Regions from separate parts of the Homo sapiens genome. Here region 1 is linked to region 2. Evidence: chromatin loops called from intact Hi-C (ENCODE). Cell type or tissue: heart left ventricle. All regions are shown on one strand. Links, peaks and the distances in the headings refer to the core of each region. The heading gives the core; the rest is flanking DNA. Region 1 overlaps LOC105369506 (a long non-coding RNA gene). Region 2 has its middle 220 kb from the start of NXPE2.

The links. Hi-C counts contacts between places; a loop is a spot of excess contacts. Peaks named below come from ENCODE experiments on the same cell type or tissue, not always from the same donor. Only the 100,000 strongest peaks of a DNase experiment are listed, where the experiment ranks them.
Region 1: a loop joins it to region 2, with 6 times the contacts of the local background. A loop is called at or near these places in 8 of 110 quality-filtered maps.

What each region holds. Positions count from the first base shown.
Region 1 is chr11:114,789,984-114,806,562 of GRCh38, forward strand. The region is part of intron 1 of LOC105369506 (a long non-coding RNA gene); the gene reads right to left. It also overlaps a transcript of NXPE2 not described here. Among named protein-coding and RNA genes, the nearest start is that of NXPE2, 120 kb to the left of the region's middle. In heart left ventricle, for the core only: a CTCF peak has its summit at 9,762; no DNase peak of the experiment used is centred there; H3K27ac peaks cover 3,702 bases.
Region 2 is chr11:114,885,649-114,902,227 of GRCh38, forward strand. No RefSeq gene overlaps it. Among named protein-coding and RNA genes, the nearest start is that of NXPE2, 220 kb to the left of the region's middle. RefSeq lists an enhancer at 1,589-2,788. In heart left ventricle, for the core only: a CTCF peak has its summit at 7,119; no DNase peak of the experiment used is centred there; H3K27ac peaks cover 2,002 bases.

The sequences.
Region 1 (16,579 bases), core at 3,529-11,528, 95 kb before region 2:
ATTCCCTACAATGAACTCAAGGACTTCTCTGAGTCAGATATGCACAAGCTCCTCAACTTCCCCACCAGGGGACTTACGCACTTACAATAAGCCCTGCTGCTCCCTGTGTCAAGATATCTTGCCCCTCGCTGTCTCTGAAGAGCCCCCTCTGGCATTAAAGCTCATCTTGACTCAGGAGTATAGGGCCTAATAGGGCTCAGCTAAGCAATAAGGAGGACAAGACCCCAGAAAGGATTACAATTCCAAACAAGGGTCAATAGACACATTCTCTTTCCATTTCCTGTTTCTCTCTCTGGTTAGCATAGTTCCTAAATAAACCCTAATGTCAGACCCTACAGTTGTCCTTCTGTAAGAAGCCAAAGGTACATTTGGGAAGACGCACACTATACTCATAATAACAGCTATCATTTACTTAGCACTCTAAGATAGGTATTTCATCCCCATTTTATAGAAGGAGAAGTTACACACCTTGCTGAAGATTACAAGCTACAATTCCAGGTGCCTCTGATTCTAAAACTCATACTCCCAATCACGAGGTTTTATCAGCACAAAACCCAGATTTTCGCTATCCCCAATTTCCCAGAATGTCTGGAATTTGACATGTCTGTCCATAGTCTCTGGTGGCCTGAGCAGCAGTCAGGGCCAGAAGTGCACCCAGGAGTCCTCCCTGCTCCTCAACCATGGGGACAAGTCAGGCAGACATTTTAGCAATCTTGGTCCTGCACCAAGCCCAGCTTTGTGCCAGGTCTCGAAGCTTTTCATTCATCATCCTCTATGAGGAATTAAATCATTGGGGTTGATTTATGAAAAAAGGAAGGAGCCTTTGCCAACAGAACCCATGCTGCTCCCTATGTCATGATATCTTCCCCCTCCCTGTCCCTGAAGAGTCCCCCAGGGATTAAAACTCATCTTGAATCTTAGACACCAACTCATTGTAGATTTAAGCACATGCCCTCCTGACCTCTAGGATTGGGTGTTTTTTTTTTTCCTCTTAATCTTTAAGGAGGCGTATCTCCAAGGGGAAGGCAGAGAGAGTTTCACAAAGAGGAGATGGAGGTGGCAGAGAGAACAAACCCTGCATATGCTAAGAGCTCTATTCCACAATTTGAGTGACAGCGAAGACACCTCTTGTCAAATTACTGCTTCAGTCAAACACAGCTAACTCTCACCAAAGTTGACAACAGAATGATTCCGTTTGAAAAAAAAAAAAAGGGTGAGAGAAGGGTGGAATTGAACCTTGGGCTATTAACAGGGTTCCCATGTGTTCTTACAGACTCTTTAAAATGCTTTGCTGTTGGTGGTTGTGGAAGATAAAGGTCCATGTTCTGTATATGCCCAAACTATTCTTTTAGTTGAAATAAGACCCCTCTGGGGAAGCTGCCATGAGGAAGCCGGGCCACCCAGGAGTTATGGAAAGCCAGTAGAAGTGGTATTCCACCACAGTTGTCTCCTGGCCCCTTACCTAGTCACAGGGTGCGTACAGAGATCTCTGTGCCTCTGGACTGGTAGTTGTAATTCAGGCAGAATAGCAGGTCATGCCCTTTCAAGATATCAGTGCTGATATGGCAGTGGAGAAACAAAAGCAGAGATTGAGTCAAGATCAGACCCTGGGGAGAGGAAGCACGTTACCAAAGCTAGTATGAATGAAAGAATGGATAAGGTAGGGTGAAAGTAAAATTGAAGCAAAGATGGGAACAGCAGATGAGTTGCCACCAAGGGTGAACTGGAGAAACAGCAGTGGGAGAAGAAATTCACACTTGGTGCCAGCAGCCTGGGATGAAGAAGTAAAGATGTCAGGCGCGGTGGCTCACGCCTGTAATCCCAGCACTTTGGGAGGCCGAGGCGGGCGGATCACGAGGTCAGGAGATCGAGACCATCTGGCTAACACGGTGAAACCCTGTCTCTACTAAACAAAATACAAAAAATTAGCCGGGCATGGTGGTGGGCGCCTGTAGTCACAGCTACTCGGGAGGCTGAGGCAGGAGAATGTCATGAACCCGGGAGGCGGAGCTTGCAGTGAGCCGAGATCGCACCACTGCACTCCAGGCTGGGCGACTGAGTGAGACTCCGTCTCAAAAAAAAGAAAAAAAGAAATAACTAAGATACGTGCTGAGCAGCTCCATATGCAGGTACAGGATTGGGATATAATGGCTTTGTAAAGTTCCATGGGCCCCCTCCCCATAGGGGTGCCTTTGGCAGATTTAAAAAGGGGTACTCAGAGCCCCGTTCCACCAGGGAATGTGTCATTCAGCCCTTGGTGAAGCAGTTCTTGCCCCGTATTAAAATTTTTATCATAATGATTGCTGATGACTCCATCAGAGCTGTCTCCTTGGGTTTTACATTTGGCCTCCTGCAAACTCTTATTTCTATATGCCCTTTAATCTGTGTCTTACTAGTCTGGACTCTGACCCCCCATCTATTCCTGACTTTACATTTTTGACTTGGTAAACTTAATTTCTAATTTCCTGCCTGTATTTATCTTTTAATAACTCTCTGCTCCCAGCTACAAATCAGCTCTTCTAGATCTAGTGTCTTTCTGGTGATTCTTCTCTTACTGCTGCTCTGGGGCCAAAATGATCACTGTAATCCTCAAGGGAAGTAGAAGCCATGTGATACCAGCCATCCACAGATGATATACCATTTCTATAAATCCAAGTTCACCAGTAAGTACTCATTATCTTACAATTATAGACAGTTGGATTTGGGAGAGGCTTCAAAAACATCTAACTTGATGCTTCCCCCATTTGGTGTGCAAATCCTCTTATATCAATTATTTCAAAATAACAAGAGCTGCCATTAATTGATTCTGCTAAACACTTTACGTATGTTATCTCATTTAGTCCTGACATCAGTTCTGTGAGGTAGATATTATTATTCTCATTTTATAGCTTAGAAAACAAAGTCTATGCTCTAACCACTACCCTGCATTGACACCACTTACTATTGGTTCTAAAGCTTCTGCTTGAATGTCTGCGGTAAAAAGGAACTTACAACCTCTTAGCATATCCTGCTTCACCTTTGCACAGCTGTGATTTTAAAAAGCACCTCTTTATGTTGAGCTGAAAACCCTCTTATAATTTTTATCCATTGCCCTGGTTTTACACACTAGTGATACAGAACAGGTCCACATCCATCCATCACATGACAGTTCTCTAAATACCACATCATGCATGTTTCTCTTGAAATTTGCAAAACATCTCTAAGTTCAATTTTTCCTCCTATGTCTGCTTTAGACGATAGCTGATTGCTTCAATTTTCCTTCAGTTGTGGTACCTTGGATAGGGCCCCAATCATTGTATTGTAAATGCAAATTATATTTTCTACTCTATTTTCTGTGTTACTACCACTTTTTTTTTCTCTCCCAGGCAAAATTTCACAGACTAAACAAAAGACATAGAAGACAAGGCCCTTGTCCACAAGTTAAAAATCTGTCATTTTCTTGGGTAAGAAAACAGTAAGGCAGTATATTTAGTAAGCTATTTATTGTTTGGAACTGACTGTAGATATGATAGAAAACCCAGCGAGAGGGAGGGTTGTCTGGAGCCATCAGGGAAGGCTTTGTGAAAGGCTTGTGGCTTAACCTGGCCTTCTGCGATGGGAAGCTTTGGGAAGAGCAGAGCAGAGAAGATTGGGTAGTAAACTGCAGGGATAAATTGCAGGTTGCATGTTGAAGGTAAAGCACAGACTGTCTTTGTATGGGTTGGGGAAATGAGGAGCGAAAGGCCAGATGGTGATGAGCATGGAGATGGGGAAATTTTGAAGAGAGAACTGAAGGATATATACATATGTGAACACAGAATCACTGAAAGAGAAGGATGTTATTTTAAGAGAATTTCGTTCAGCTCAGCCTTTCATATATCTCACCTTCACAGACCCAATATTTCTCTGCAGGGCACCTATGCTAATTTCTATCACCATTGCAATTTACTGTCTCTTTCAATCAGAATCGGTTTCTTTGGCTTTACCTTTGCCTGAATCCCACTTTACCTGGCAAGTGCTATAGTCCTACACATAGTCTCATCATTTCCTGTTGGGATTATTGCTCTGAGATACCTGCCTGTCTCCTGCCTCAGCTCCTTCCCGTGATCCCCCCATACATGTGCCAGACAAAGCACAAATCTAATTTAGCACTTCCTGCTGAGTCTCTCCCGTCGGCTCTCCATCATCTTCAGAACAAAGTTCACACTTCCTGTCCACTTCCCCAGCCTCATTTCCAGCCACTTCTCCTGTGAACTCTATGCTCAGCAGTTACCAAAAACTTTTCAGTTGCTTCATCAGACCATATTCTCTTTCACTTCTTGGCTCTCATTCTAGATGAAGCACCCTTCCCCCTGCTTGTTCATATTGCAATAATATTTTTCAAGATTCAGCTTAGTGTGGCCTCTGGGGACATTTAGTTGGCCCAATCATGATGAATTAGGTGCCCCTTCACTTCCAGATCATCTTGTGGCATGTCCTGAGTGCTCAGTATACTGGGTGTGAATGTGTACCTACCACACCAGGCAAGAAGCAATAGAAACCAACTAGACTATCTTATCTTTATTGCAAAGCTATCAGACTTGCAGAATCCAAGCTGGAGAACCAGGCTTGAAAAATAAACAGGTATCAGATGAAACATAGAAGTTTGGCTGCAGGGACCACAGTAAAGGCTGTGCTGTAGGTGCAATCTGTCTGTTCTGTATGCAGCTACTACTGCAGGGAGGAATTTGACCTCCAAATGTTCCTATCATAGAATAGGAAATTCCCACTCATGGGGAATCTTTAAATTAGGGGATCTTTGTGTTCTATTCTTCCCAAGTCTTCTGCCTTCTTAGTTTACATAATCATAGTCTTCCTTCAGGCAAGGGGATGGATGAATTGCACCCCCGCCCCCCCCAACCCCATCCTGAGGAGTAACTCATTCTCAGCTGTGAACCATGAAAGCTCAGGAGGCAAATTAACTGCTTTGGAACTATCCTTCCAACTCACAGAATAGTTCAGAGAAAGCTCAATGGGAACCTGTCAGAGTAAACAACAAGATGATGCCTAAAAAACAATTTCCAGCATTTTGTGGCTAATAATAATTGCTAACTTAAGTGTTCTGAAGCTTTAATTGGGTAGGTCTGTAATCAATGGTAGTTTTTGCCCTAAGGTAGGAGAAGGCTGAGTGACAGAGATAAATAGCACGCCTCTGTATATTGACAATCCTGGGAGGTGAAGGAAGCAAGAGAAAGCCTTCCCAGTTTGCAAGTGGTTGGAGAAGGGATGTGAAGGAAGGCTGGATCTAGACTTTGCAGATGAGCACAGGGAAAGACTCTAGGAATTTCAGAGATGGGATTCATTTTTCAGTAGGGATTGGCTACCCTCCTGCATTCAGCTTCCCTATTCCTCAACTGGTTTCCCAGTCAGCTCTCCAAGGCTTGGCTCAAAACAGATCTCTTTCAGGGTTATGGGGTTTCAACTTTCCAAAATAATCCTAACACAATAGGATCCTGCCTATACAACTTCATTTGGTCCTTGAATGCATGATACCCAGTTTCCAACTTTGGATTAACTCTTTATTCATCTCTCCCCGTCTGTTTAGTCCCTGTTGCCCATCCTTGCTTTGGTATTCTGATAATAGCATTCACATCCTGGAGAGACTCCACCCTGCCAGGACATGAGTTCATGTCCACTCATCAGTTGGCATTCAACACAACCCCTGAGGGAAACCACTCTTTTCCAGTTAGGATGGTGCCCTTGCTGGCAAATTGTTCTATCTATCTCTGGCCACCATGCACCTGTGCATGTCTTACATTCAACTTAGGGTGAAAGACTGCAATGATAGCACCTAAGTCTGCTCAGCCAGCCTAGGACCAAACCCTGGAATTCACTAATGAATTTTCAAAAGGGGCTAAGGCCATAACTTCTCCCCAGGGATAGGTTCACCGTGGGTAGAGGAGGAAGTTGCTTATATGGTATGATTTGCCTGGTACCAGGTAGATCCACCCTATCCCAAAACAGCTCTCTCACACTCCTATTCAGTACCTAGAATTCCCCTATCAGCCATGGGAAACTGTGGTGTTGTAGGAGAAAGGACATAGGACTTGGATTTAAAAGATACACCATCTTTGATGCCTTGTTCTGTCCAATCTGTTTGCTGGGCAGATTCTCAAGCTTTCTGAGCCCCAGTTTATTGTAGGAAGCAAATAAAAATAACATAAAAGCTTTTTGCATTTAAAAAATTTATTTTAGATTCAGGGTATACATGTAGAGATTTGTTACACTGATATATTGCATAATGATGGGGTCTGGGCTTGTAGTATAAATCTTAAAGCTCTGTTCGCATATTAATTATTGTTGCTCTTTATTCAGTCCTTGAAGAATTTTTTATTTTCCAAAACCAAGTTTTAATTTCAAATATCCATGGGAGGAGTAAACTTTTATGTATATTATTATAGCTAAAACCTTGGAGCTTAGAAACTGAAAATAAGTATCAGAGAAAGACCTAGAGTGATACCCTTAGACACATGTAGAAGCTACTGAGATAAAGTGGTTAACTGTTTCCTCTGAAATTCAAAAAAAAATCTCTTGCAACCCCCTTTCTGTGTCCAATATGTAATAATAGTAAACCAAAGGCATAGTGAATCACCCACTTGAATACAATTTCTGTTGATTTACTTATCTAGCAAATATCCCACAAGAACCTAATGAGTGCCAGGCTTTCTGCTGCTTTCTGGGAATGTAAAGATGAACACATTCCTGGTCCCTGCCTTCACAGACCAAACAGTCTATAGGCAGAAACAGACATGTAACTAACCAATCCCAACATAGAGTGATGAGTGCTCAGATGAGCAAAGTGCTGTGTGAGATGTGTACCATTGGAATTGCTGGAGGAAGGCTAAGAGCTGTTGAGCAGGTTAGGCAGAGCACTGGTGGGAAAGGAGTTAAAGTTTTCCAGGCAGATGGAAAAGTATGGTGAGTCTGCAGGGGACTGAAATATGATTTGTTTGGAAAATTTTAAAAAGTTCAGTATAGATGAAGCACAGAAAGCTGGAGATGTAAACGGAATCTGTGTTAATAGGGATCCGTGTGCCACAATAAGAAAGTTGGCCTTTAGGCAGGAAGCAATGGGTCATGGAAAGGTTTCCTGTAGGAGACTGGTATTCAGTATCGCATGACTCACGGTGTATTAAAATAAATCTTGATGTGACTGATCTCCCTCCTCACCCAACTAGGCTATGGGTTCCATGGGAGCTGGATAATGTCACATTAATCACTATATCCCAAGTGCCTAGCATACAGCAGACAGTGTCCCTCCTCTTAACTTCCTGGAACTGCTCTTGAAATAAACTGACATGAAATTAGAAAGGTGAAACGAGAGTTTAGTGGAAACCAGGAGGTGGCCTACCGTGTCTCTTTTAGCTGACACCCCACCTTCTTCTATTTTCTCTCCTTCTGGGCCCACAGCCCAGCAGAACAGCCTCAGACTTCTCAAGGAGATGCTTAAATAAGGGTTAGTAAGGTAGCTTCCGCCAGGTCACGAGGTCCTCAGTTCACAGCAGGCATTTTGGCACCCCTCCCTCCTGTATTTATGGCACGTGGAGCTCCTCAGGCTCAGCACCCTTTCCCTCCAAGCACACACTCATTCTCAACACATGTTGTCTCAGCAGAGCTTCCCTGGCAGCTACCATCTATTAACCAGAGTTTGCTCTTGAGATGAAATCTATTTGCTGTGCCAGAGCTAAATGAATTCCATGAACCTTTCAAGTGAGCCATAAGACAGGGAAGACATTTCATTCCAGCAACTTTATTAGATGGTGTCCGTGAACTTTGGGACGAATAATGCTTATATTATAATACTGTGGTTGAAGATTTTCATACTAAAACAATCTTCATGTGAAGTTCTGAGGCCCACATCCTTGAGCAGCTAGTGTCAGAACTAGACAAGTCACTTAAAGTAATTGCTTCTGGGCCAAGGCTCGGATCTCCTCTTTGATGTCTGAAACAGCCAATATTTTGTCTGTCTGTGTAGAAACCATGGTTAAACTGAGAAACAATCTAAACCGAAGTTAAATTGGCTATCAGACTGCAATTGTGCCCAGATCCTTCTATTTCTTTAGGTCTTGCTTCTGCTTATATTTCCCTTATTTATATATATATCTAAAAGAGAATACTGCTCTAACATACATTTGTGTTTTAATAAAAACCTATTTCACTAGGAAAATGTCAAGCAATATTTGAATCTTGTGTATTTAGCTCTGAGATTTTTAATGATAAATGGCAGCACAAAAACCCCAAAATTTCTGTCACCAACAGGTAACAGTTACCTGAATTGCAGCTACTGTCCCCAGGAAAATTGGACAAACTTTTAATGACCTGCCCTGTAATCTTCATCTCTTTCTCTCTTTGGGCTCCTCCTTCCCTCTGTTTCTTTCTTTTCTCCCTTCCCTTCCCTTTTCTTCTTTCCAGAGTCTTGCTCTGACACCCAGGCTGGAGTGCAGCAATCTTAGCTCACTGCAATCTCTGCCTCTAGGGTTCAAGTGATTCTTCTGCCTCAGCCTCCTCAGTAGCTGGGATTACAGGCACATGCCACCATGCCTGGCTAATTTTTGTATTTTTAGTACAGACGGGGTTTCACCCTGTTGGTCAGGCTGGTCTTGAACTCCTGACCTCGTGATCCTCCCGCCTTGGCCTCCCAAAGTGCTGGGATTACAGGCGTGAGCCACTGCACCCGGCCGGGACTCTTTCTTTTTCTGCCTTTTGCTACTTTTCATAGTTAATAAACCATATCTCTTTCATGGCTCTCCAGTTTGCCCCTGTCTCTAAGTTTCTTTGTGTTGCTCTAGTCTTTGTTAACATTTCATCTAGTCCCTTGATCTTCCTGTCTTGACTGTGTCCATCTCTTTCAATCTGTACCTTCCCAGGCCCGGGTTCTGTCTGCACCTCCTGGCTGCCCCTCCCTCAAAGGTGGAGAGCCGTGAAAGCTGCCTCACGCGCTTTCTCCACACTGTCGTATAGCAGGCGTGGACTCCTTGCCGCTCTCACTAGAAGTAGCTTTTGCCTTTTGTTGCCAAATCAGAATGTTCTCAGCAGTGAAAATGTGGCTTATGAAAGCAAGTGCCTTGCAATTAAATAAATGGGTAATTTCAGTGTTTTTATTTTTATTTTTCTACCTAAGGATTTCCTTAGTAACAGGAGGGAACAGATAATAGTTCTTTAATTCCTATTGATAGAGAAGAGAAAATAAGTTAGTCTATCTTTAGGTTTTATTTGGGTATTTGTGATAATTAATAAGAAGAAAAGGAAACATCTGTCCTACAAATGGAGAAGATGAGAGGCAATGAAGCAAAAAAAAAAAAAAAAAAAAAAAATTGGTGGCATCAGTTAAGACTGCTGGGAAAAGATAAGGTTGGCAAAAATGCTGGCTGAGTTATCGTTTGGAGAAGAGTTAAGGAAAATAAGAGTTTCATCAAATATATCAGAGAATGGAGTGGTCCTGAGGAGGCAGGCCCACAGATAAATGAGATGGTGATGAAGTGTGACCATTATAAGCCAGTGGGCACTTTGAGGGGAGAAGGAGCCAAGGAGGAAACAGAGAGATTCCAAATCAAGACAAAGCAGCAGTCAGCCCGACAAGGAGACCCCCTGGGTGGGAAGGAGACTTGCCGATGTGTTCTGTGCACTGCTTACAATCATTCTTCCAGGCCTGTGAGGCAGAAGGGGGAGAGCAGAGGCTGCACCCGTTTAAACAGCAACAAGGAAGTGTGAGGCAAGCCTCAGTGCCAGAGCTTCAACAGAGGAATCTGCAGCCAGAGGGAGCATCTATACACATTGAGAGGACAAAGGGCTCCGGAATGACAAGCCTAGAGAGTTCATCTCATGACCGGCGGTGTTAACAGTTCCCCTCCCTCCCTTCATCTCACCCTCCCTCCCTTTCTTCCTTTTCTCTTTCTCTTTATCCTTCCTTCTCTCTGCACTCCCTCCCTCCCGTCTTCATCCGTTTTCTCTCCTTCTTCCTCTGTCTCCCTCCTCCCTCTCCCTCTTTCTTTCTAGGTAGTGTTTCTAAGGAAATATAACACAAGCTTCTTGGTCTGTGACTTCCGGCTATTTGGATCCAATGCAATTGTGCCTAGATCCTTCTATTTCTTTCCAACATTCTTCCAAATGTTCGTAGGTTTAAAATTATTTTCATTGGTCCTACTTATGGGAACAATTCTTATTAGTTCACAGCAGTACAGAACAAACAGCATCTTTACCCCCAAAATTGCAAGCTTCTTGGATGAGCTGACATTTGTCTCTGGGAATAAGGGGTTAACCAATCTAAAAATAATTAAACCTCACATGCACATGATATAATTTTTCTTACTCAAAATGCCTTTATAATGTCTCAACATCACTGTGAGATGCTTGAGCAGATATTTTTGTTTCTTCTAAAGCTACGCTACAATAAAATGTAAGGTAGTAGCGAAGGTTAGACTCTTGACATTCTTTGATTATTCAAACTGTTTGTTAAACTGATTTTTTTTGCTTTTCCTGTAAAGTGCCTTTTGAGTCGTATTTTATGCTGTTGTTGTTAGCAGTGAAGTTTCTATCTAGCAAGATATCTGCAAACCTCGTACCTAGTAAGAAGTAGAGTGTTGAATTTGTTAAATATTTATCTTTCATATTCTAGCATTATATTTACTTTCCAGAGATAGTGTGATGTCATGAATAAATACTGACATTGGAATCAGAACTCCCAAGTTCAAGTTCAAAGCCCACCAATTTTACTTACTGTGTAATCTTGGACAAATTGTGTAATCTCTCTTGGTCTGTTTATAACACTGTTTAAAAGAAGATAAAGATACCCACCTCACAGGATTTCTGTGGGGATTAAATCTGACTAATGCAAAAATCTTGTGTCTAGAATGTAGTAAATGCTCAATAAACAAGTATCATTGTTGCTGCTGTTGTTGCTACTGTTACAGCATTCAACACAACTTTATAATCTATTAAGTTCTAAACTATGACAATTACTGATTAGTATGTGAAATTATAAGAAACTATTTTGTAGCTCTTGCGATCTCCTTTATTTGCAAATGAGAGAAACCCAGCTATATGACTTTTATTCATTCAACAAACACTGAGCACTTCTCTTTGCCAGAAGCTATTCTAGATGCTGAGGTTAACAGTAGTGAAAACACAAAGTCCCTTGTTTTATGGTGCTTACATTCTAGTAGAAAGAGAGAAAATATAAAGAAAAAAGGAAAAGAGAATATCAGATTGTGATAAGATACTTAACCTAGTATATAGATTGTTACTAAAGAATCAGAGATAACTTAGATTTAGGGGAGAGAGAAGTCTTCTCTGAGGCATTGGAATGATGAAAAGAAACCAGTTGTGCAAACATTCTGGGCAGAGATGAGCAAATGCAAGGCCTTAAGGCAGACAGCAAATTTGACAGTTTCAAGGAAAGAAGACTTAATGAAGGAAGAAGATGAGTTGGAGAGATGGACAGGGGACAGATCATAGAGTCTTGTAGACCATGATAAGAAGCCTGGATTTTATTAATTATTGTAAAAGCAATTGTAGAAAGTTAAGCATGGGAATGGCATTAACTCATTCAGATTCTTAAAAGAGTGCCCTATGTGCTGCGTGGAGTTGGAGAATATGTTATAGGTTGTCAAGAGTAAAAGCAAGGAGACCAGTTAGGAAGCTGTTGTGATAGACCAGGATGTGAAGAAAAGGAGAAGAAAAGGAGTAGGCAGATGGGAGATTTATTTTAGAGGAAAAACCAGCAGGATTTGGTGATAGATTGGATGTTGGAGGTGCAAAATAGGGACGAGTCAGGTTTCTGGACTGAACCATGAAATATGCAATTGGTGGTACTATTTACTGAGATGGGAAAGCCCAGGTTAGGGGGTAGGGGCAGAGAGGAGAGGAGAGGGATGAGTGTTGTGTTGGACAAGTCAGATCAAAATGACTACCAGACAGCGGAGAGGCATTGTTGATCAGGCAGCCAGATCTATGGGTGTAGAGGTAAGGGCTACACTTATAAATTTACAAGCCATCAACATAAGTGGTATTTAAAACCATGAGACTAGATGAGATCACCAAGAGAGTGAATAGATAAAGACAAGAAAATGGCTTGGGACTGAACCTTGGGGATGCCAAGATTTAAACGTCATTTAGAAGAGGACGATCCTGGAATAAAAGGCAATTCATTAGCCCAATAAACAACCCAGATTTGGCAAGAGTGGGTCTGACCTCAGGGACAACAACACTCAGGGTCTACAGTGCCATTGGAGTGCTGCCGTCTTTCTTTGCCACTCTGGGTTCTCCCTCACTGTCTCTCCCCGTCAATCTTTCAACTCAGTCTAATTCCATCTGTAGTCTTCATTACAGAATTTTTCTATTTGAAGGAAACATAGCCACAGGCAGCTCTGAATTTCATCTTAGAAAAAGTCTTCCTCCCAACTTAAGTGTGAAATATCCTACAGAAGATCACTGATTTGTCCGGGTTTGGGTCACAAGCCCATCCTTGGAACCAGTCACAGGCCAGGAGAACAGAATAACACAGTTGATTGGCCCAGCCTGGTTATGTGCTTCCTGGGGTCTAGCGTGGACTTTCTTATTAGAGGAAAGTAGCACACTTGCAGTTGCTGATGGAATCATTGAGCTAGACAGTCTTTTATTTTTTTTAATAATTATTTTTTTCTTTGTTCACTGCATATCAACACCTGTGATACGCAGCCTTTTGAAATTTGAGTCTAATTCCTAATTGTAAACTTGATGTGTCTGTCTATATCTCCAAGTACAGTATGACATGACATGATGCCGTGGGGTTTTAGTTCTTCCTCTTGTTTGATATCTTTAATCAAGTTTAAATAAATACACTTTTGCTTATCTAAAGTTGAGATTGATGTACTCAACAATTATACTGGAAAGTAAAATGAGTCATGGAAATAAAAAAGATAATTAAAAAAAAACGGAGAATTAGGAACCTTCTGCAGACATGAAACCATCTGATTCCAGGGGTGATGTGTTTACAGAGAGGCCGTGGTGAAGCAGGGCCCGCAGGTCCCCAGGGTGTGAGATCAGCATCTCTCAAGGAAGATCAGACGACTGCTTCTCCACCAACCTGTCTACTCAGCGCTCTCCTGCCTGCAACAGGCTCAGCCAAGGCCAGAGGCAGGGGCCACACGGCCTTTGTCAATTGTTCTGTACACTCAGTAATTGCCTTTTTGATTCCAGCCTGGGCCTGTTCCCATTTGTTTTACCCCTGTGCAGAAAAAATAATGAAAGAATTTATTTCTAAACCTACACACTTCAGGGGACTAAGAAAAACTGACAACCCGAACTTACTAACTAAAAAATGAGGATGTGGATAGCACATTTTATAATAGTGACAGTTGGCCTATTTAAGATGCACACTTCAGTCGCTGTATTAGTCTGTTCTGGTGGCTATAACAAGATACCTTAGACTGGGTAACTTATAAACAGCAGAAATTTATTTCTCACAGTTCTGGAGGCTGAGAAGCCTGAGACCAAGGCACTGGTGGTATCTGGTGAGGGTTCTTTTCCTCATAGATGGTGCCTTATAGCTGTGTCATTAAAAGGTAGAAGAGGCAAACAAACTCCCTCAGGTCTCTCTCTCTCTCTTTTTTTTTTTGAGATGGAGTCTCACTCTGTTGCCAGGCTGGAGCACAGTGGCACAATCTGGGTTCACTGCAACCTCCACCTCCTGGGTTCAAGCAATTCTCCTGCCTCAGCCTCCCGAGTAGCTGGGACTACAGGTGTGTGCCACCACGCCTGACTCATTTTTTGTATTTTTTCAGTAGAGATGGAGTTTCACCATGTTGGCCAGGATGGTCTCAAACTCCAGACCTCGTGATCCGCCCACCTCGGCCTCCCAAAATGCTGCGATTACAGGCATGAGCCACCATGCCCGCCCCCCTCAGGTCTCTTGTATAAGGGCACTAATCTCATTCATGAGGGCTCCATCCTCATGATCTAATCACCCCCCAAAGGTCCTCCATTTAAAACTGTAACATTGAGAATTAGGCTTCAAAATATGAGTTATGGGGGAACAAAACATTCAGACCATAGCAGTCCTCCTCTATATCTACTCTACAAAAGGGCAGTTTCAAAGGTATTCAACAGGCTGTCCCTGCAATGCACCTGACTGCAGTCTGCAGCCTCTAAGACTGCTCAGTCAGGTTGTTGTTTAAAGGTACTCCCTTTTAACTTTCCCAAAGGAAGCTCATCAAGTATCAGGGAAGATTTCTAACCACTCCATTTCCCTCTGCTCCCTATTCCCATAGTCTGTACTGGAGAGTGTGGCCTCAAGGTTAAGAGATTTGCTCTGGGATTTGCCAAGGTCTATGGTTTTGTCCCTTTATAGCCTTCACTCAGGAAACTGTGTTATCATCTCCAGCTAGATTCTATGGTCTGCAGTCTTATCTTTAAGGAACATGAAATGATCAAATCCTTGCCTACCAAGAGGCTGAAGAGGACAACATCAATAGACAATTAACTTGCCATTCATTGTGGACTGTCTGTTCACCATAAAGCAATCACATTTTATGAGTGCAGAGGCTGGTTTTTGGTTTCTGTTCATTTTGGGTTTGGGTGTTATTTCTTTTGTTTTTGTGTGAGTGTATTTGCATTGTCACTTTTTATTTGCCCCTTAAAATGATTGGTCTTAGAGAGAAGTCTTCATTTTTGTCTACATAGTAGAATCAAGATAAGGAATAAGAACCAGCTTAGATTGGGGTCAGCAAGAAAATTACTGAGTGAGTTGCTTTGTAGCTCTTCTTCCTTCTTTAACAAAGTTTAATATTGTTGTGTCCTTGTAGGAAAATGCCCCAGACCTGAGATGTGGCTGGAGGAGGAAGACCAGGGCTTCCTGAACAAAGGCTTCAGATGGAAAGAACCACAGATCTTGGCAAACTCCACACTCTGTAGACTACTATCCAGATCCTATGGATTAGATTCATGGATGCTGAAGGAATTTGAAAATGTAATTTCCCTTATGAAACTCCCAGGGGATGTTTTCTCTTTAGAGTATATTTCTATCTTCTTCTTCTTTGGAGTGGGGGTCTAAGGAAGATTTCTCTCTTGTAGCTGCTAAGGAGGTAGTCAGATTAGGTACAATCAGAGCTCACTCCTTAAATGTAAGACAAAATGAAGCTTTCTCAGTGATTCCCAGGATCTCTCCCACAGGCTAAACAAGTAACCTTGGGTTACTTTTTGGGACCACAAGGAGTTTTTTTTTTTTTTAAAAAAGGTAGGGAGGGAGATAGGAACAGCTCTGGTCTACAGCTCCCAGCATGAGCCACGCAGAAGATGGGTGATTTCTGCATTTCCAACTGAGGTACTGGGTTCATCTCACTGGGGAGTGCCAGACAGTAGGTGCAGGACAGTGGGTGCAGCGCACCATGCACGAGCCGAAGCAGGGCAAGGCATCGCCTCACCCGGGAAGCACAAGGGGTCAGGGAATTCCCTTTCCTAGTCAAAGAAAGGGGTGACAGACACCACCTGGAAAATCGGGTCACTCCTACCCTAATACTGAAGCTTTTCCAACCAGCTTTAAAAATGGCATACCAGGAGATTATATCCCACACCTGGCTCAGAGGGTCCTACGCCCACGGCGTCTCGCTCAGTGCTAGCACAGCAGTCTGAGATCAAACTGCAAGGTGGCAGCGAGGTTGGGGGAGGGGCGCCTGCCATTGCCGAGTTAGTTGCTTGATTAGGTAAACAAAGCAGCCGGGAAGCTTGAACTGGGTGGAGCCCACCACAGCTCAAGGAGGCCTGCCTGCCTCTGTAGGCTCCACCTCTGGGGGCAGGGCACAGACAAACAAAAAGACAGCAGTAACCTCTGCAGACTTAAATGTCCCTCTCTGACAGCTTTGAAGAGAGTAGTGGTTCTCCCAGCACGCAGCTTGAGATCTGAGAACAGGCAGACTGCCTCCTCAAGTGGGTCCCTGACCCCCGAGTAGCATAACTGGGAGGCACCCCTCAGTAGGGGCAGACTGACACCTCACACTGCCGGGTACTCCTCTGAGACAAAACTTTCAGAGGAACGATCAGGCAGCAGCATTTGCAGTTCACCAATATCCGCTGTTCTGCAGCCACCGCTGCTGGTACCCAGGCAAACAGGGTCTGGAGTGGACCTCTAGCAAACTCCAACAGACCTGCAGCTGAGGGTCCTGTCTGTTAGAAGGAAAACTAACAAACAGAAAGGACGTCCACACCCAAAACCCATCTGTACGTCACCATCATCAAAGACCAAAGGTAGATAAAACCACAAAGATGGGAAAAAAACAGAGCAGAAAAACTGGAAACTCTAAAAATCAGAGCGCCTCTCCTCCTCCAAAGGAATGCAGCTCCTCACCAGCAATGGAACAAAGCTAGACAGAGAATGACTTGGACGAGTTGAGAGAAGGCAGCTTCAGATGATCAAACTACTCCAAGCTACAGAAGGAAATTCGAACCAATGGCAAAGAAGTTAAAAGCTTTGAAAAAAAAATTAGACAAATGGATAACTAGAATAATCAATGCAGAGAAGTCCTTAAAGGACCTGATGGAGCTGAAAACCAAGGCACGAGAGCTACATGACGAATGCAGAAGCCTCAGT
Region 2 (16,579 bases), core at 3,171-11,170:
AAAAAAAAAACCTCAAGACATGGATAAGAGTAAAATGTAAAAGGAAGGGGTGAATTTTAATTATTTATAACCTTTATTTTTATTAATTTATTTAGTTGTAAGTATATACAATTTAATTTTTAATAATGGCTGAGTTTAATCACCAGTTTACAAAACCCCTAAATTTAACAAACAGCTCTCACGGGCCAGGAAAAGCCAGCTCCAGCACGCCACTGCATGTGCCTTCATACTTATATACATATCAGACCCTCAGGTTATTTTCTACATATACATCCAGTCACCCTCATATTCACCAATGTCCCTGAACCCCTATTTATGAACATATGCTCCGCTAACACTTTCACTCATGCTCATCACCACAACACTTAAATCTGTCCTTTTTTTTTTTTTTTTTTTTTTTCTTTTTAGAGACAGGGCCTTAGTCTGTTTGCCCAAAGGTGGAGTGCAGTGATGCGATCACAGCTCATTGCCATCTCAAAGTCCTGTGCTCAAGCAATACTCCCCACTCAGCCTCCTGAGTAGCTAGGACTACAGGCGTACGCTACCATGCTTGGATAATTTCTTTTGTATTTTTTATTTTTTGTAAAGACCGGTCTCCCTATGTTGCCTAGGCTGGTCTCGAACTCCTAGGCTCAAGTGATCCTCCCACCTCGGCCTTCCAGCATTGGGATTACAGTCATAAGTCACTGTGCCTGGCCTCTGTCCATCTTTACACACAAGTCTTCCGTGTATACCCTTGACATATAACACACATTGCTGCACTATAAAAACATATTCACAAACTCACAATTCATAGACACCTTCAAACTCATATAACCCCAAACTTATAAACAAAATTAATACTGTAGTTATTACATTCTCATCCATACACACACCGCTCACATATAATCCCTACTCGCTAAAACACATGCACCAACACCCCATGCACATACATAGCAAAATTCTTCAAACATGCCCATGCATACATCAAATCATTCAAATGCACTCAAGCACTCATGTAACACTCAAGGTACATTCTGCATGCACATATTCAAATGCCTGCAATTTTTCTACACCCCCCAATAAACACACACACAACTAACCTCCATTCATGCATATACACATTTCTTCACCTATACACATATTATTCATATGAGCTCAATTATACAGATCCCCCAATGTCCACCTACACATACAACCCACATATTCTTACACCCACCTGCTCATCCCCCACATACCACACAAACACAGGAGACAAACCTGACACCTCCTCCAGAGGGAAGGCCACTCTTTGGCTCTGAGAGCACCTTAAGAGTGCAGAGACCAGGACTGGCTGGGTGACCTCAGATGGGTGCATTAGGGAAGAGCAAGGCGGCAACTTGGCCAGAGAGCTCATTTCCTCTGCAGAGTGCAATCTGTCATTGTCTTCTCTTTTGTCTTTTGATTTCTGATTCAGTGAACTTCAGGCCCGATTACATCTGTGCCAGTAAAAACAATGAGACATGCTGGGACGTGTGGGTGGGGTGGCAGAGAGAATCAAGAAAGTTGTTTGTCGGGTGCCACTGAAAACAAAGTTTGAGTCTAGCAACATTCCCACACTGATGGAAGAAAGAGGCCCACTGTCTCCCACAGGCTGGAGGTTTGGGTAAGCATATGTTGCCTCAGGAGTAAGAATGCATCAGGAGTGTCTGCCACTTTTTCAAATACCTGGACTGTGGGTCCTGAAAAGACACAAAGAAGAGAAGGGAGAGCAGTGTGTGCTGGAGTTTTAGGGGAGGGGCCCTCAGAGTGGCCTTGGCAGTGGCAGTAGCCTGCCATCCATATGAGCTGGGGGCAGTGGAGTCAGGAAGGCACATGGCCCTCTACTTAGAGTACCTGGCCCCACAGGAAGAACGCTGTCATGGGACAGGTCAGGAACTTACGCGTGAGAACTCATAAATGGCTGGTCACTAAGATGAGCCTGGAATCAGGGTCTCTGTTTTTTAGCAAGGGTTTTTTTTTACCCCAGAGCAGGGGGTCTATAGGTACTTGCTGCATTGAGCTGATAAAGGCATCATAAAGGTTAGAAAGGAGACCCCTTCCCAGGGAGTCCAGAGGGCACAGCAATCCTGACCAGGGCCTGACTCAACTGCTCATGGCCCTGAGGCAGGGGTTGGCCTTGCAGCCCTGACCCATCCCTGTGGGGTCCAGCATCAGTCCCTGGCTCCAACTGGGTTCGTTCATTCCTTTAGCAGGATGAACTGCCCTGTCAAATGACCTGCCCCTTCAGGGTGGGGTGACAGGAAGAAAGAGTTTGGCTTTGAGGATTGGCTGCACAGATTAGCTGAGTGACCATGGACAATCCCAAACCTTTCTGAGTCAGAGATGCCTCCACTAAACACGTAAGTATTCTAAATGGCCTTTAAGGTTTGTCTTAGTTTGGAGTACTGCTATATCAAAGACCATTGACTAAGGGGCTTAAACAACAAACACTTTTTTTTTTATCATAGTTCCGAAGGCTGGGAAGCACAAGATCAAAGCTCCAGCAGATTCTATCTGGTGAGAGCTTTCTTCCTGGTTTGAGGGTAGCTGCCTTCCTGCTGTGTCTTCACACGGCAGAGAGCAGAGAGAGAGGAAGCTCTCTGGTGTCTCTTCTTATAAGGGCACTAATTCCATTCACGAGAACTCCACTTTCATGACCTAATCACTGCCCAAAGTCCTACCTCCTAATATCATCACTATATATATATATCAGATTTCAGTCTGTAGATATTGGGGGATCACAAACATTCAGTCAATGGCAAGAATTCTTCTGAGGTTCTAGGACACATTACTGAGCAAGGAAGTAAAGTTAAAGAAGTTAAGAGCTACATTTTTTCATCTGTAAAATGGGAATAATAGGACCTATATGTCTTAAATTTATTGTAAAGATGAGATGAGATAATATAAGTGCCCAACATAGTGCCTGACCCAGTGTAAGCCTTATAAATAGTGGTTATTGTTGTCCCTTCAGAATTGAACGAAGCAGCGGATTAGGATGGGAGACATATAAAAGAAGTATGGAATATAGTCCCTGCCCTCATGTTGCATGCAAATCAAAATGAGCACAGGTCCTTGGGTATAGACATCTCTTTCCAGGCTATGCTAAAATCAGCTGGCTTTCAAATAATTTTGTACAAGGCACGCCGTGTGTAAAATATGAGAACCAATGCTTGCCTTTGGGCTTACAGTGTCACCCAAGAGGAGGACACAACCAAACTGATACCACTGAGTGGCTAAAGAAATAAGAATAGAGTTCAGAGGAGGGAGGGGGCCAGGAGGACTTGAGCCAAGCACTCAGGATGAGTAAAAACTAGACACACCGAGAAGAGAGCTCAGCGAACCACCTCCCGGGGACAGGTGGTAAGACTGTGGTCCCGCAACATGGAGAGGAGAACCTAGTCTAGCCTGGTTCATTTGTTCAATTGTTTATACAAGTCATTGACGAAGGTGAGTGCTTTTTGACAAGCGCCACTATTAAACACTCAGTGAGGGTGGGGTGTAAAAATGAAAATGACATAGCCTTTGTCCTCAGGGGCATCTGCTTGAAAAGAGAAGTCAGACTCATACACAAGTGCCCTGCAAGGTGGAGAAGCACTCACAGAGACAAGTATAAACTGATGATGTACTTTGGAGGGAGTCACTCTCTCTAACTTGTCCCAGTGGAGCAGGGAGCAGCGGGGGGTTTGGTCAGGGAATGGGAATGGAAATGATAACTCACAGTTATTAAGTGTTTTCTATGTGCCCTAAGCCATCTCTCCATATTACCTCCTTTAATATGCATACCTGGGTAGGTGCTATCATTATCTCCATTTTACAGTTGAAGAAAAATTTTCAACAAGAATGGGGAAAATTGGTTCCCATATCTGGAAAGTCTAAGGTTAAAGCTGGTACAGTGGGGCAGAGGTTTCAAACAACACCGTCAGGGGATTTTCCCTTTCCTTGTCTGCTTTTTCTCTCTACTGCTGCGCTGCAGAGAGCCAGTGTTCCTGCTGCCTCCCTGTGTGGCTCCAAGAGAGCACCCAGTCCCCTGCCCTGCTAATACCATTTGTGTGCCTGCCTAACCCGCAGCCAGGACTCACGTGGGTTGCACAGAGCCTGTTGAAGGCCCATTTGCTCAACACATAATGGGGATTAGAATTCATTAATGCACTACAAATTAAAGTATTAATAACGGCCACAGAGTTTAAATGAGAGCCAGGGAAGGGAATCCGGCAAGGGGCCGCCCCGCCCGCATCTCCCACCTAGCTACATTGTTCCGGCACGGGCAATCCTGCGCTCTTTAATATGCTGTGACAGCCGCTGAAGTGACCCCAGACAATAAACAGGGCCTCCTAGTTAAGTATTAATCTGTCAAAAGAATGACCTTCATCCACTAAAGAAGGGATGTTTTTAAAAACCTCGCAAGTGGAGGAAGGCTCATTTGCTCGCTCATTTAGCATATTAAAAGGGTATTATTGCTACAAACAAGAAATCTAAATGAGGCCTGGGCAGGAGCTGCGGATAACACTCCTGATTAAAGGTGCGGGGTAATGATGAACACAGGAGGCTGAATCCGTTATTGTTCACCAACATGGCAGGACCTGGTTGCTGGGACGATAAGAGCATTGAGCCCTGGCTGGGGCCAGGCTCTCTCCATCAGAGAGGAGTGGAACATGATGAGCCGTTGGGGGGGCACTGCCCACCTTCACCCTGGGACATGAGAGCTACAGGAGGGGTGTCTGAGGTGACATTCGAGGAAGGGAGCCCAGACAATTCAAACAATTCCCTAGAGTGACCACAGTCTCTGTTTGTGTCTCTCAACCTTTGACTTGTTTACTTCCAGCTTCTCACGTTTCTGTTGGTCAATTCTGTAGACAGCCGTCCTTTCCCAAGAACCCAGGAAGTTCTCCCAGGGGCCAGCTCATGCTTAGTCTCAGGAGAAAGAGTTTGGCAGGGAGAGAAAGGATAGACATGATTGGTTTCTTTTCTTCTGGGGATAATAGCAAGGTCCCAGATGTCAGAGGGGAGGCTAGGTTGAGAAATTAGGTGTCTCTAACCCGTGACAGTCTGTCTAGGGAGGGGGCTCTTGGCGAAGCCATGAGCAAAGAGAGAAGAGAAATATGATTGAGGGAAAGAAACAAAGAGATACAAACACAAAATTCCAATGCAACAAATATCTGCGGGAAAAGGAGCTCTGCCATGTGTCTGATTCCACAGTAGATTACATGGGAGGAGAGGTAACCAAGAGGTAGATCTTTCCCTAGGGACTTGCCCTGTATGCAGGGAGTCTGGGATGACTCATATGAAACCAAAAGGCATGAAATAAGGTTTGAAGAACAAGGAATATTTAATGATTGATAAGACGAAACAGTGGCAAAATTAGAGAATTTAAAAGGAGATTTGAATTATCCTAAGAGCTAATGGCACTTAAACATTTATCTCTGGACTGTTCGCTCCTTGAGGACAGTGACTTTGTTCGGTTCATCTCTATGTTCCCATTATCCAGAACAGTTCCTGACACACACAAGATGCTTGTGGTGGGGACAATGCTATTTGTTCTCCACACTGCTCCCTCTTCCTGGGATAAAACATAGAAATATTTCTCAGCCTTGGAGCTCGCTTGGAGCTAAATTGGAAGCATATGACTAAGTTTTCACAAATGGAAACATGAATAGATGTTTGGACCTTCTGGTCCAAGGTATGAAGGCATGGACCTCACCTATCTCTCTCTTCCCTTATTACAACAGCTTTGGCAAGTATGTAATGAGAGCAGACCATCACACCATAGAGGGAGCCTGGATCCCTGAGTCACTGGATGGAGGGTGATTCTGATTAACCTACATCAAAATTTTTAGTTTGTTACGTTGCATTACTGAGATTGAGAGCTTTACTTACTAAGGCAGTAAGAGTTATTTATCCTGATTAATAAATGCAATGTATAATAAATGTTTGTTGAAATAATAAATGAATACTCTCATTTAATCCTCACAATAACTTCAAGATAGCTATTTTGATTTGACAGACAAGGAAAGGGATTCAGAGTTAAGAAACAATAGAGCCAGAAGTTAAATTTATGTCTTCAAATTCCTTGCTCTTTTTACTGTACTTGGCTGCCTTTCAAGAATATAGTCAGATATATATTTTATGTGAAATTTTACCAAAAGGTACTCCAGGGAAATAGAGGTTAGGGACTTTCCAAATGAGAGGCTCCCCTGGTTACCATTGCTGTTGGAACAGGGTTGTCATCTTAGATGCAGGTAAGGCCTTCTGAATTTCAATATCACAGTGAAGAGCTCTGGCCAACTGTGTTCTCTCCTTGGCATAGGGGGTAGGATTTTTACTCCTCCATTTCCCAGCTCAGGAAAGAGAAGTCTCCTTCCTGGAAGCAAATGGTCAACATCAGGAGAGACAGACCCAGGCTGACTCTTGCATCTCACCTTCTAAAATAGACTTATCAACCACCCAACAGCTTCCACAGCTCTGGAACCTGGCCTGCCTGAATTCAGGAAGTACAAAAATAGCTGAAGGCAAATACTAACAGCTAACTCACTGAGAATCCCCTCTTCCACCCTGCCATTGTCACAAAGAAGGCAGAGAGTGAAGAGGCTCGGGCCTCTGCTCCAGGCCAAGAAGAGGGGTCAGTACAGAGGGAGGAAGGGAGGTAGCTGCTGGACTGGGAAAAGAAAAAAAAATACCTCTGAGAAAAACTAGTAGGAATCAGCCATAATCGATAAGATTAGTTATCATAGAGAAATCCAGGAGGGACTGGATTGTCCTCTGTCCTCATTCAGTGTCTCTCTCCCTAGCCCCCTGGGAGGGCTAGATGCTCAGTTCAGCTAGCAGAATAGACATTTATGGAGTTAAGACCAAGTGCCAAGCACAGTGCCAGGTGCTAGGACACAGCACTGTCTCCTAGTAATATGAGTAATGTGAGTACTATGTCCTAGTAGATATGAGTAAGAAGGGTCAGGGACAGGAACAGGGTGAGTGTCAGATGAAGCACCCTGTAATCCTGAGAAAATATGACCACTCCCCAGGGTTGCTGCTAAACCACAGGGTGCCCTGGTGCAAAATAGAAAACAGGACTCCTACAGGAGTATCCAGCTCAATCTGTAGTGGACGCAGTGTTGCTCAGTGGCTCCCCTAGTGGCCAAATTCCCCCAAAATGACTCTTCTATCTGTCTCCACTCTCCATCCTTCTCTTGAGTATCTCTTTTCTCTTGGGACCTGCAGTTCTGGGAAATGCAAATCCATGCAGCCCTAGACATTAGAGCTGGACAAATCCAGAGACTGTTGTCACACTAATTCCCCATTTTAAAGATGGAGAAGCTGAGACCCAGAGAAGGAGAAATGACCTGATAGAGGTCACATTTTCCCAGGAGGTCACATTTTCCTAGAAGAACCAAAGTGATGACTCATTTGTGCCCATTAACATTTAAGCCAGAAAATGTATTAAAGCCGTTGCATAAATTAGTCAATAGATGGGTTAGTAGAAGTGGGTTAAGGAGGAAAGGCAATGTCTGCTCCGACTGGACTGAGTTTAGAACATGACACTCCTGTCTCCTCCCAGATTTAAGCCTATGCTCCACACCATTTCCTTCTCTTGATTCCAATTGCCCTCGAATTTTCACTTTTCAAGCAACCTGGACTCCTTTATGCAAAGACTATAGGGAAATTGGAGCCTTCGAGAGCTCCCTTGGCTGAGAAATTAGTCAATAGAATTACCCTCTCTTACTGTATTTATCTCAACGAAAAGTCCTGCCAATAGGGCTGTCAATGACAGACAAGATGAGTGTGAAGTAGTTGCAAGCTAGGGTCTTAATTGTGTGAGCTTCCCTTAAGGGACATGACATTCATCTCTGGAGCAATAAGCCTGGGTCATCTCCACCCTGCCACTGTTGGCTCTGTTCCCTTGCTGTTCCACACTCACACAGCAGACAGCCAGGGTGACAGCTCTTACATAGCTATTCCCCGAGGGTTTCAGCCCAGTTCAATTGTCACCTCCAGGATGCTTTCCTTGATCCCCAGTCCAGTCCCCACACTCCCAAACGTGTGAACATCCCTCTTACAGTGCTCGCCACGTCACACTGCCACTCTGTGCCCATGCCTTTGTCCCCCATCAACTCTGAGAGTATGACTGGTAAGGCTAGACTAAGAGCTTCTGGATAGCCAGTATATCCAGGTATTGTACCTGGGACTTCACCTGCAACATCACAACACTGAAGGATAGGCCTTATGATCCCATCTTCGTTTGAAGAAACTGAGGGTTCAGAGGAGTTAACTTTTCACAGCTGGCAAGGGCAGAACTAGGTTGGAGCACTGGTCTGTCTGACTCTATCATCCATGTTCCTACACAGAGAGTAATCTAACTTTGCTACCCCAGGATATCCTACTTATAAGCATCCACAGTTTGAGATTGTCAACACCATTTGTGGCCTTAGTGAAAATATCCCCTAATTTTCTGGGATGCCCTAAACTCTCATATAACCTAGAATGGACTTGACTTTCTTTCTCAGTGACATCTACCTCTGCATATGGTCCCTCCTCTATCTTAAAAGCCCCACTCTCAGGTAAGCCACAGTATTGCTGCCTGGGCTGCCCCCAGCTGCTCAGCAGGATTGCACAGAGGACTTCTCTTAGATTCCAGGCCTTATTTCCTTAAAACTCTAGCCAATTTTACACAATGATGCCAAAGACAAGAACTGCCTTCAATAAACACCCAGGACAAAAATTCCTGCCATTATTTCTACAGATCAAATAGATGGTCTTACTTGCATGGCGCTAACAAGATCCCAGGCTTCAGCTTGCTGTTTCATATAATTTGCTGGTATCTTGATTTATCTACTTCTCTCTGATCACTTCATTAATTCATTTACACTTTCACATTTTTTAAAAAGGAATTAAGACTCATGCTAAGTTTGGAATCATCTAGAAACTAACTCTGCTCACACTTTCTTCAGGCACCGGGAAGTCTGACCCCTTCCCTATGGAATTGCAAAAGCCAAGGGAGACATGCACACATCTGAGAAAAGGGGTAGAGCAAAAAGGAACAGGGTGAGGGAGGGGAGGAGGACAGAAGCTGGATAGGAAAGAGAAGAACATATGGAGTGAAGCTGCAAGTTGGAGGAATCCCAAAGGAGTGGCTGGAACAGTGGTCAGAGTGGTGAAAGTAAGAGAAAGAAGGCTCCTTGATGTCCTTCTAGCACTGGAGAAATACAAAAATAACAGGAGGCTGCAACCACAGGAGGCGTGAAGTCATGAATTTTGCCTGATGAATTTCCCTTTTTCTGAGTTGGGAATTCTGCTCTGTCCTTGAAAACACCTTCAATTCAAGATTGGAGTGCCATGGAAAAAAGGAGTCTAGGAGAAGTGGAGACAGTCTCAGTCCATTTGGAAAGGAATGCCAAGAGGCTTTAAATATATGTGAGGATATTCAAGGAAAGATAAGAAGCTCAGGAAGAACTTGAGGACTGGAAATGATGCAATTGCAAAATATCTACATTTTGCTAACAGACAGGACTGTTCCAGATGCCAAAAAAGAAGCAGTCTGCACAGGTGATGGATTTTTCCCCTGGATATGGGAATCTGTGTCACAATTAACCTCTTGATGAGAGATTCCTCTCAATTAAGTTTTAGTTGACAGGTGGTAAAACTTGGACAACTGGCAAGGATTGACTGACAACTGGAGAAGATGAAGCCATTAATCCTTTCTCTGCCTCCTGGTTTATCTTCCTACCTCCTCTCCAAATACGCTTAGCCTCTGAATACTCATTTCCAGTGTCTCATTTACAAAACTTTCCCTGACCTCTTTCCCTCTTCACCCACCTTCCATTTGGGTTGAGACCTCTCCTCTCCTCCACACTATTGTAGCACACTGTGCACATTTGAAAATCAGCATTTAGCATATTGCATTGTAACTTCCCCTTCACCAGACTCTAAGTTCCTTACGGGTAGGAATTCTGGTTTACTCCTATGCTTTGCCTTATTTTTTAGCATTGACTATTATATGGTAGAGGTGAAATAAATATTTCTGAATGAATGGATAAATGAATGCTCACAGAACTTTGATTCTAATTCAATAGTTTTCCACCCTTGGCATTCTAATATGGGACTTTGAGGTGGCATAGGCATATTTAACGAAATTGAATTACCTGAGACAACACTAAACCAGACACCAAAAAACTATTTTGCAGTCATCACTATGATACAAACCCATCTCACTGTCTCTATAAAAGTGTCCAAAGCCATTGCACTGCTCACTGCTTGAGTAGAATTATTTGCTATTAAGACCCCTCTGTTCAGAGGGGCAGTGGTCTCACTTATTCTGGTTAACATGTGCCCCCTCTTTGGTGACAGCCTGACTTCACATTGCACCTCGTACCTGTTATTCACAGGAAGTCATGCCCCACTCTGCACTGTGTAAAAAACCTGTGCTGCTCAACATTGCATCTGCCAGGCATCACATTAATATTGAAAGAGACATTCATAAATCCCCCTTAGGGAATGAACCACCCATTTCACTGGTCCCCGGAGGATACACAGGCAAGGATGGGAAAAGTTGCCTTGTAATGGAGCAGGCAGAATTTCTCCAAAATTCGATGACAGTGTCCCTTGGGGCAAGAAAGGCAGCAACACTCTTGCTTGAATTCACTGAATTAACAAAAGGATAGGTTTTTTTTCCATAGAAACCTTGCAAATGACTTTTCTACTTTCTGGTGAAGAACAAAGGAAATTACAAGGCCATCATTAATTCCCCACTAATATCCTTCTCAGAACCAAGGGGTAATTCTTTCAGGGAAGAAGTTAAGATATTATGAAGATCTACATGCTTGCTCTATGGCTCTGAGCATTGGGAATGCTTTTTGCCTGGGTGGCCACTTCAGAGAGGATCTAGGGAGTCCAAGGAGATGGCAGCTAGGGAGACAGAAAGATGATGCTGGATATTTAGATCAGCTACACCTTACAGGGTAACAAGGTTTGAATATATGTCTCCAACAAATCTCATGTTGAAATGTGATCCCATGTTGGACGTGGGGCTTGTGGGAGGTGTTTAGGTCATGGGGGCAGACCCCTCATGGTTTGGTGCTGTCCTCGTGTTAGTGAGTGAGTTCTGTCATGCAGTCTGGTTGTTGTGAAGTGTGGCACCTTTGCCCTACTCTCTTTCTTTCTCTGCTCTCATCACGTGATGTGCAAGCTGCCACGTCACCTTCTGCCATGAGTAAAGGCTCCTTAAGGCCTCCCCAGAAGCAGATGCTGGTGCTATGCTTCCTTTACAGCCTGCAGAACCATGAGACAATTAAACTTATTTTCTTTATAAATTACCTAGTATCAGGTATTTCTTTACAGCAATGCAAGAATGGCCTAATATGCAGGGTAAAGATGAAAGGATTTTCAAGGTTTCCAGTCAGGCCACCCAAAACAGGAGAACAAAGGAGCATTAAGAAGAGGATCCCTAACTCAGAAAAAGCCATGGGTGTTAAATCCTGGTTGTAATGGCAGGCTACAGGGCAAGCTCCTGATCACTACTTCTGGGGCGCTGGCTGCATGATGAAACCCAACATCTGGGAACAGCCTACAGAAGACTACTTCAAGCAACTTACAGAGAGGAGGGAAGTCAGTATAGTGGAGCACAGTTCATGGGTAATCTGCAGCTGATTCCCCTAGGTGGCTATTAAAAAGGTAGATTCTAGACACCGCCATGCACAGCTACTAGAGAATCACTGAGGGTATGGTCTGCATTTAACTAGCTCCCCAGGAGATACTTGTGCACACTGAAATTTGAAAGCCCATGGTTTAGCATTTAAGAAGACACATTTTTTAGTAGGAAAGAGTGGGATTTTGATAGAAACTTACACCCACTGACTATGTGACTCTGGGAAGTTGCTTAATCCCTCTGCTCCCGAGTTTCCTGTCTGGACGCTAGAAATAACAACAATAATAATACCAATGTTTAGAGCGGTTGGGCAGAGGAGATAAAATAATGAATGTAAAGTGCTTAGCATAGTGCCTGACACATGGTAATAAGTGGTAACTGTTACATGCTAATTGTTATGGTCTTTGTGCCTGAACAAAATGAACGCACATAAAATAATTGCAGATAGTTAATAACCAGGTTACCTGATATGCCCAGAGTTATCATGAAGGAAAACATTTTCCCTTGAAATGTGACCCCTTAATTTTCATGAAGGAGGCATACTACATCTTTTGCTGTTTCCTCAATTAAGGTGGCTCAGTTGTTGCTATAACATTCATGTTTCTGGTTCAAGATTGGTTCCTTCAGAGCCTGACTAGCTGGAATTGAATGTCGGCACCCTCACTTACTTGCTGTGGAGGTCATAATAGCACCTCCCCCGACAATGCTATCGTATTGATTAAAGTATATAGCCCATGGAAATTGCTTAGTTCTGTATCTGGCACATAGTATGTGCTTATTAAAAAGTAACTCTTTGTAATGGTATAGGCCTTTCTAAGGAAACCAGCCATTCCCAGTGGGTCATGCACTCATATACTCACTGAGCAGATTCTGATTGCCTATTATGTGTCTAGGGCCATCCTTGCTGTAAGCTATGCAAAAAAGACTTTTGCTTTCCTTCTAGGAGTTCAGTTTTGGTAATGCTTAAAATAAGAAATGTCATGAAATTATTTATTGTACAGCAAATAGCAAATGAGTAACACGCAGTTAGCACTAGAAGTTATGGGGGAAGACAAAGCAAAGAAGGTTTCAAGAAGCGGGGAAAGACTTATCTGAATACAAGGAAGTGGTCTTGAATGGAGAGAACTGAAACACAGCCCAGTTGGAGAGGACAAATACAAATTATGAATATGTGCAAATGGCATATGTTAGAGGGCAGAGTAGGACAGTTATCTTCAAAAGTCACTGCATTGACACGGGGGGTGGAGCAAAATAGCCAAATAGAAGGCTCCACCAATCTTCCCAGGCCCTGCTCTAAGGACAGTGCTTTAACAACTGTCTATACCAAAAACAATAAAACAAACAAACAAAAATCTTTATAAGAACCAAAAATGAGGTGACCACACACAGCACCTGGTTTTAACTTCATATAGCTAAAAGAGGCACTGAAGAGGGTAGAAAAAAAATCTTGAATCCCTGATTCCACTCCTCCCCCATCCCCTAGCAGTGGCTGCATGGTGCGGAGAGAAAATCTGAGAACTTGGGAAAGGGTGAACGCAGCAACTGTGAAACATTGCATTGACCTTAGTGCTGCAATGAAAGCAAAACCAGGCTGAACTCAGCTGAAACCTGCCCACAGAGGGAGTATTTAAAACAGCCCTAGGTAGAGGGGAGTTTCCTATCCCAGCAGTTAAAATTTGAGTTCTGGCAAGCCTCACTACCATGGGCTAAAGTGCACTGGGACCCTAAATAAAGTTGAAATGAAGTCTAGGCCGCAAGAACTGCAACTCCTAGGCGAGTTCTAGTGCTGAACTGGGCTCAGTGCCAGTGGACTTGGGGAGTTCACAACATATTGAAAAATCAGATGAGGTAGACAAAGGGAGTGCTTTTGCCAGCCCTCCCCCCAAACCCAGGCTGCACAGCTCACAGCTCCAAAAGAGACTCCTTCCTTCTGCTTGAGAAGAGGAGAGGGAAGAGTAAAGAAGACATTGTCTTGCATCTTGGATACCAGCTCAGCCACAGTAAGACCACAGTAAGATAGGGCACTAGTCAGTCATGAGAGCCCCTTTCCAGGCTCCAGGTCCCAGATGATATTGCTAAACACACCCTGGGCCAGAAGGAAACCTGCTGCCTTAAACAGAAAGATGCAGTCCAAGCAGGACCCATCATTTGCTGACTAAAGAGCCCCTGGGCCCTGCATAATCAGCAGCAATACCCAGGGAGTATGCCATGGGCCTTGGGTGCAACTCTGAGATGTGCTGGATTCAGGTGAGATCCAGCACATTCCCAGATGTGGTGGCTAGGGAGATTTCTTCTGCTTGAGAAAATTGGACAGATAAGTAAAGGAGAATTTGTCTTGCACCTCGGGTACCAGCTCAGCCACAGGGTGGTAGAGCAGCAAGCAGGCTTGTGGGGACTCTTGTTCCAAGACTTGGCTCCTGGATAGCATTTTTTAGACTTCCTCTGGGCCAAAGGGGAGCCCAGTGTCATGAAGGGTGAGTCCCAGGTCAGGCAGCATTCACTACAAGCTGACTTAAGGACTCTTGGACCTTAGAGGAACATTGGAGGTAGCCTGGCAGTACTCCCTGTGGGCCTGTGGGGGTGGTAACCACAGGGTGAGGCTCCTCTGCCTATGGAAAGGGAGGGAAGAGTGGGAAGGACTGCATATTATGGTTTGAGTGCCAGCTCAGCTGCAGTATAATAGAACAACAGGTAGACCTCTAAGGTTTTTGACTCAAATCTCTGGCTTCTGGTACATCTAGACCTGCCTGGGGCCTGGGGGAACTTGCCAACCTGAAGCAAAGAAGACAAGCCTGGCTGGCTTTGCATCTGCTGATTGTAGAGTCCCCAGGACCTTAAGTGAACAAAGGAGGTTGATAGACAGTGGTTTAAGTGGGCCTTGGGCAAGACCCAGTGTTGTCTTGGCTTCAGGTCTGATCCAGTAAATCTCGGTGGTGGTGGCCACAGGGGCACTTGTACCACCCAATTCCCAGCTCCAGGTGGCTGAGAGGGAGAAGGAAAGAGAGGGAGAAGGAGAGAGAGAGAGAGAGAGAGAGAGAGAGAGAGAGAGAGAGAGAGAGAGAGAGAGAGACTCTGTTTGCTTGGGAGAAAGTAAGGGAAGAAAACAAGAGCATCTGCCTGGTAATCTACAGAATTCTTCTGGATCTTATCTAAGACCACCAAGGCAGTACCTCTATGAGTCTGCAAGAACCACACCATTACTGTGCATGGAATGACCCCTAATGAAGATACAGTTTAAATCAAAACACCCAAGTCCTTTTAGTCCTTTTGAATACTTGGAAACCCTTCCCAAGAAGGATAGGTAAAAACAAATCCAGACTGCAAAGACTACAATAAATACCTAGCTGTTTAATGTCCAGACACAGAATAATGTCCATAAACATCAAGGTCATCCAGGAAAACATGACCTCATCAAATGAACTAAATAAGGCACTTGGGACCAATCTTGGAGAAACAGAGATATGTGACCTTTCAGATAGAAAATTCAAAAAAGCTGTGTTGAGGAAACTCAAAGTAGTTAAAGATAACACAGAGAAAAATATTCAAAATTCTATAAGATAAACTTAACAAAGAGGTTGAAATTATTTAAAAGAATCAAGCAGAAATTCTGGAGTTGAAAAATGCAACTGACATACTGAAGAATGCATTAGAGTCTACTAATAGCAGAATTGATCAAGTAGAAGAAAGAATCAGTGAGTTTGAAGACAGGCTATTTGTAAATACACAGTCAGAGGAGACAAAACAAAAAAGAATGAACAAGAATAAAGCATGTCTACAATATTTAGAAAATTCCCTCAAAAAGGCAAATCTAAGAGTTATTGGCATTAAAGAGGTGGTAGAAAAAGAGATAGGAGTTAAAAATTAATTTAAAGGGATAATAACAGAGAACTTTCTAAACCTAGTGAATGAAATGAATATCCAAGTACGAAAGGTTATAGAACACCAAGCAGACATAACTCAAATAAGACTATCTCAAGGCATTTAATAATCAAGCTCCCAAAGGTCAAGGATAAAGAAAGGATACTAAAAGCTGCAAAAGAAAAGAAACAAATAACATACCTTGGAGCTTTGATACATCTGACGGCAGACAGCAGACTTTTCAGTGGAAACCTTACAGGTAAGAGAGAGTGCCCTGACATATTTGAAGTGTTGAAGGAAAAATATTTTTACCTTAGAACAGTATATCCAGCAAAAGTTTCCTTCAGACATGAAAGAGAAATAAAGACTTTCCCAGACAAACAAAAGCTGAGGGCTTTCATCAACACAAGACCTGTCCTACAAGAAACACCTTCAATCAGAAAGAAAAGGACGTTAATTAGCAATAAGAAATCATCTGAAGGTATAAAACTCACTGGTCATAGTAAATGCACATAAAAACACAGAGTATTATAACATGGTAACTGTGGTAAATAAATTGCTATTATCTTAAATAGAAAGACTAAATGATGAACAAATCAAAAATAATAACAACTTATCAAGATATAAACCCTACATATAATTGAATATAATACATAAACCGTATCATGCAATAAGATACAAATTAAAATGACAAAAAGTTAAAAAGCAGGAGGACAAAGTTAAGATGTGAGATTATCTTTTTTGTTTGTTTGTTTATGCAACAGTATTAAGTTGTTATTAGCTTAAAATAATGGTTATAAGATAGTATTTGCAAGCCTCGTGGTAACCTCAAATCAAAAACCACCAGAGCCAGGTGTGGTGGCTCATGCCTGTAATCCTAGCAGCTTGGGAGGCCAAGGAAGGTGGATACCTTGACACCAGGAGTTCAAGACCAGCCTGGGCAACATAAACAGACCCTGTCCCTATTTTAAAAAAGTACAGTGAATATACAAAAAATAGAAAGCAAGAAATTAAAGCACACCACAAGAGGAAATTACCTTCGCTAAAAGAAAGACAGGAAGGAAGGAAAGGAGAAGACCACAAAACAAC